Linked DNA regions of Mus musculus: region 1 is linked to region 2. Evidence: chromatin contacts called from ENCODE POLR2A ChIA-PET data. All regions are on one chromosome and are shown on one strand. Each heading gives the region's core, a stretch centred on a gene start or an enhancer-like site at or near the end of the contact. The rest is flanking DNA. Distances are from core to core; before and after follow the strand shown. Region 1 holds the start of Klf5 (Kruppel-like factor 5). Region 2 holds the start of Pibf1 (progesterone immunomodulatory binding factor 1).

The links. ChIA-PET counts read pairs that join two places held with the same protein, here RNA polymerase II (POLR2A).
Region 1: POLR2A ChIA-PET joins it to region 2 with 16 read pairs in embryonic stem cell. The contact joins the promoter of Klf5 here to the promoter of Pibf1 in region 2. POLR2A ChIA-PET finds 5 or more read pairs at or near these places in 3 of 5 experiments (Patski and embryonic stem cell).

What each region holds. Positions count from the first base shown.
Region 1 is chr14:99,297,402-99,300,218 of GRCm38, reverse strand. It overlaps Klf5 (Kruppel-like factor 5), which reads right to left and starts at 1,528. Exons shown (of 4, transcript NM_009769.4): 1 at 997-1,528. The coding sequence starts at 1,224.
Region 2 is chr14:99,098,148-99,100,847 of GRCm38, reverse strand. It overlaps Pibf1 (progesterone immunomodulatory binding factor 1), which reads right to left and starts at 1,424. Exons shown (of 18, transcript NM_029320.3): 1 at 719-1,424. Dis3 (DIS3 homolog, exosome endoribonuclease and 3'-5' exoribonuclease) reads left to right here and starts at 1,078. Exons shown (of 21, transcript NM_028315.2): 1 at 1,078-1,402; 2 at 2,008-2,165. The coding sequence starts at 1,175.

The DNA of each region.
Region 1 (2,817 bases), core at 279-2,778, 200 kb before region 2:
TCTGGATGTGGACGAGGACGGACGGGATTTCCCGGATATGCAGGACTTAAAAATAAAGATTCATGCTGTAGCCATGTGAGTCACATCTGACAAAATGCCACTGTCTTCTCAAAGCACCACGACACTGGCAGACCCCAAGAAATAGGCGCTCAGTGCAAATACACAATACAGCAAGAGGCTATTAAACTAAGCGTCTTGAAATAAACCGATCTTAAACCCTTTCGTGCACTGCGCTCCCGTGGCGGTTAGTGGTTTCTGATTTTAGCTCTTCCAGCTGTTTGCATGTGGGTCTGTTTCCAATTTTTTTTTTCCTTGGGACTAGCTAAAAGTCCCGGGAAGTTTTTTCTAGGCTATATGACTCCCGTGCGTGGGCGAAAGAAACAGGCGCTTGCTCTAATTCGGCTGCTGGGCAAGTGTAAAAGCCAACTGCCAGCTTTCAACGCGACTCCGAGAGGAAATTTACGCGCACACTAAGAAAAACAACACCCCTGGCCTTTTTTGTCCGTGTTTCTTTTTAAGGGAAAAGCGGTGTTCCAATACAACCTTAAGATTCTAGTTTTCCAAACGGGGCCCTACAATACATTCTAGGGTGAGCCTCCACGGGGGTATATGAAACCCCAGTACTCCAATTTGCATTTCTATTTCACCCCAGAGGACGCAGGCAGGTGGACTTCCAAGGCCAGGGCCATCGGGAGAGAGCGGTCAAGAAGCATTTTAAGCCAAGTTGAGCGTGGGCACAAGCTTTCATCCCCACGCAAGCAAAGAGAAGGTGCACGCGAGCGCGCGGCTCTCTTTAGCTCCTCTGGACAGATCCGGGTGGGCCCCCGCCCTGCTCCCCCATCCACTCCCCGGCGCCCCGTCTGGGAGCGCAGGGCGGGGCTGTCCACCCGGGCACCCGTTCCCGCGCGTCCCAGTCTGGAGCGGCCCCTGTCGCCCGCGCCTCGTAGCGGCGGGACACGCCCGAGCCGGGGAAGGGAGGCCGGCCGCTCTGCTTACCTGGACCAGCTCCTCCGAGGGCAGTCGCGGGCCAGCGGCTGGCGGCGGCGCAGGCGGGTGGTGGTGCGCGTGTTTCAGATCGTCTCCGGAGAAGAGCGCCGCGTCGCGGGCCGGGTTCGCAGCGCCCAGCACCGGCTTGAGCTGCGCGAACACGGGCTCGTCCTGCGCGGCCGGCGGCTGGGGCAGTGGTCCCAGGCGGGCGCTCATGGTCAGCACCCGCGTGGGCATGGACGGTCTGGGGATTACGGGAGCGGGACACGGAGCGATCGCGATCCCACCTCGCTCGGGCTGGCACGGGACGGCGGACTCGGCGGGGGGCCGCGGCGGGGGACCCCTGGGCCGGCAGCCAGACGCTCACGAAGGCGGGCACGGAGATCGGGGCTCCTGGGCTCGGCCACGCGTCACCGCCGAGGTCCTCGGGCAGCCACTTTCTCCCGCCCCGCCCCAGCGCTCGCTCACCCTCTCGCCGGAACCCGCTCCCGCCACCCCCAAGCTCCACCAGCAACCTAAGAGAGCGCGTACCTGCCCCGCGACTACTGACACTTGACGCCCGCCTCTATTTCACCCAACTCCGGGGAGGCAGGGCCAGCTCACCGGACTGGCAGCGTTGTGGCCAATGGCAAGGCCCCAGGGCCAGAGGGTAGCCAGTAGGAAAGAAGGCCCACGAGGTCCCGCCTCCGACGGGCCGACCGCACCCCTCGCGGGCCAGGAGCTTCGCGCGCAGGGCTGCGGCGCAGTTTGTACACAACTTCTCTGACAGATTGGGCCGGCGGAGCACGGGGCGGGCGGAGGGAAGGAGAGGAGCGGGTGGAATCTAGGAAGAGGGGGAAATCAGGGTGGAGACGCGGAGGGAGATCTCTCCGAACTGTTCTCTGCCAGGATTAGGGCGAAAAAAAAGTATTGCACGTCTTAGGTGTTGTGCAAGGACCTGAAACTCGAAAACCGAAGACAGAAGGCAGCTAGGTGGGGGGAGCTGAGGTTTCCAGTCTTAACCAATGAGTGTATTTTTTTTTTTAAGTATACAAAATGTACTTTAGAGGAAAACAAGGGGCGGTGCGAAAACAAACGTAAAACAGCCCTCCTTTCTGTGTTTTCAGCCGTAGATCTATCTATCTTTTCGCAGATTCCTTGTGGCCTGAATAAAATCTGTAAATGTCAAGCATTTTTTTTCAAGTCCTTGCATACCAACCTGGGCACATTTTCCCCTACAGTATTTAAGGAGCTACAAGTTTTCACAGACATGTCTACTCTCCTTCGCCGAATGTGGGGAAAAGGTGGGGTGGGCCATATGAATTATGAAGTTTTTAATATTTAAACCATGTTGATTCTAGCCCGAGCATGGAATCTAATTTGAGAACTAACAGCCAGCTCAACCGGGTATTTAAATAGACATTACATCTTTGGCTTATTTTTGCTAGCACTGTAGTGTTCGGAGGGGCGGGGAATGGAGTTTTAATATATTCAGAAGTATGGGTCCCATCTACCTAATACAGTGTCACCTTTTCCTACGAAACGGGAACCAAAGAAGGCACAAACATTCACAGACATTCAACAGCCCTGAAAACTGGGTATCCAAACTGGTAGGAAAGCAACAGTCAACTATATTACTACCTTTTTACTGCGTTGTTTTAATGGAAGGTGAGTGGTTTGGTTTGGTTTTGTTCTTAATTTTTGCCAGTAATCACACCAAAGGAAACGCCTTTCCTTAATCCTCAATGTTCTTGTCTATGATTTTATCTGGCTTATTGAGAAGCTGAAACAATAAACTGCGACTTAAAAAGACGCCTGTAATATTGCTATCTATTTACGTCTGTTGGCAGC
Region 2 (2,700 bases), core at 175-2,674:
ATTGTCCTGTGTGTGTGTGTGTGTCTCGGGGCAAGAATCTTACTTGAAGGTAACAGATAAATAAAGTCATGTAAAATAGAAAGGATAGCCCTATAATACTAAGTTTCAAACTCAAGGAGAGGTTGATTTTTGTCACTGAAGGTCCTCACAGAAGTAGTATTGAAATCTGGACACAGAGAGAAAAATGTTGGTATGTCGGTGGAGGGTTTATAAAGCAAGACTTACATGCCAGGTTTAGTTTTACAGTTAAGGCATCACCGAAAAATTTGAAAACAGGCTCAGAGTGCGACAAAAGCATTTTTAAATAACTTGAAAAACCTAAAGAGGTTAGAAGGGTACAAACTCGAATATTCTGAATAGCACATTTTAGCCTTCACAAGGCTTTTTGTAACTCCCTTGTTTAAATACGACACGATTTAGTAAAATAGTTATAGAACTAGCTATTTCAGTTTCTCTAAGAGGAACGCTAAAGAAGGAGGTCTGTGTGGTGGGGGGGAACAGGAAGAGCTTCAGTACAATCCGCCTCTTTCCTTTTTAAAGGGAAAGGATTGGGGGGGAAAAAAAGTAAAATAAGAAAACAAATCCTTGCGTGAGTTACCAAGGACCAGGGACCGGCTTCTCCCTCTTTGATTAAGAAATCCGTACATTCTAAACTTCCTACATTTTAGCATCTCTGCGCCGCGTGAGAAAGAAAGGGAAAAGGATTCCTGGAAGCTACCTCTCAATGGTCAGTAACTCCGCATATAAGGATAACACCAGCTTCACCCGGACTCTTGGAAGAACCAATGGCGTCTTCAGTCAGCAGCTCAGGCTGCCACCCCTCAACAGGTATCTCGGGGCTACCGGACCGTTAGGATCGGTCACCAAGACAACCACACGCCGTGCCCCAGAAGAAGTCGGAAGAACCTGGGGTGCGCAGGTACCCAAGCTCACTCCTTCCCGGAAGCCAGTCGGAAGCGGTGCAGGCTGGGAGCTGTAGTCCAGAGGAAAGCCCCGCCCACCGGCGGGAGGAAACAACCAACACTCGCCCAATCACCGCGACCGTCGGGGAACGAACGCGCCTTCGTGTTTTCTCGCGAGAGTGACCTCACCAGCCAGCGGGCAAAAGCGGGAATGCGCGTGGCCGCGCCTCGGTTTCTTAGCTGACGGCCGGGATCCCACGCCGCGAGGCGAGATGCTCAGGTCCAAGACGTTCTTGAAGAAGACCCGCGCGGGCGGCGTGGTGAAGATCGTGCGCGAGCACTACCTGCGGGATGACATCGGCTGCGGCGCGCCGGCTTGCTCGGCCTGCGGCGGGGCGCACGCGGGCCCGGCCCTGGAGCTGCAGCCCCGGGACCAGGCGAGCAGCCTCTGCCCGTGGCCGCACTACCTTCTGCCGGACACCAATGTGCTGCTGCACCAGGTGCGTGGACGCGGGGCCGCGTGGTGACGAGGGGGCGTGGCAGACAGGGACGCTGGGGACCGGGGAGGCGGGTCTTGGGATGTTGGATGGAGAGAGGCAAGTACCGTGGCTACCCTCGCTCGCATCCTGCCATCCAGGCTGAGGTACCGTTCCCTGATGTCACTTTATTTATTTATATATATATATTTTTTTTCGGTTCTTGGAGTCTTATTTTTAGACACGTTACATTTTCTAACCCCTGGTGTCTCTTCTACTTTAGATTATAAGTGCCTGGAAGCCGGGGACCTGGGCTTCTGTGGCCTCCAGATTGCGACCCCCAGGCAGCTTGTAAGTGCCTACGAACAAAAAATTGTGTGGGCCAGCATAATTTACTTATTAATAGCTCTGGTATTGCAAACTCTGTGGTCCGATTATGGGTGCTTGTCATCGTCTCAGGCCTACAGGGTCCCCCCTTAGTGACTTTGTCAAGTTTTTTCTGCAGCCAAGTACCACTTTGGCCTAACGGAGAGTCAGTGTTTTAAACTGTCACAAGAATTCAGGCTGGGCAGAGAGTTCAAGGTAGAACTGAAAACGGGGGAGTTAACATTTGGCTTTGGTTTTTTAAGATTGATGTCCTCGAACACCCGGCCATCAGAAATGTCATTGTGCTACAAACAGTGATGCAAGAAGTGAGAAACCGGAGCGCCCCCATCTACAAGCGAATCAGGGATGTGACCAATAACCAGGAAAAGCATTTCTATACCTTCACTAATGAGCACCATAAGTAAGTATCACAAAACCACAGGGCTACCTAAATTTAACAGACTTCTTGGAAAGGAATTTATCAAACACAGGCTGTAGCTTCCTGTGCTGCTTGGTGGTTACCTGGTTGTGTGGAAGACAGTGCTACCTACATAGGCTCATCTAAGGTCGCAGTGTTAGTGAGGTCACACCCTAAACCAGGATCTAGCCGCTAAAGTCGTCCTTTTACTTCTGAAATGCTCCCTTTAAGTTGTCTATTGAGTTGAATGGTTGATTCTTTGGCGATAAGAACCATCTACACTCCTGTAATCCCATATTATGTGAGTGACAAATATATAGGAGAAAAATGTGGGAGTTTGTGATTAATAAGCTTTATCTTACATCTGATTTATTGAAATTAAATTTCTAAACATAATGAGCTGCCTGTTATATTAAACAGTAGATAATATGTATCTATGATGCTTAAAGTCACTTTCTCAGCTTTGACATTATTAACATTTTGAACTGAGTATTTTGTTGTATGAAATTTTCTTATGCATCGTAGGTGCTTTGCAACC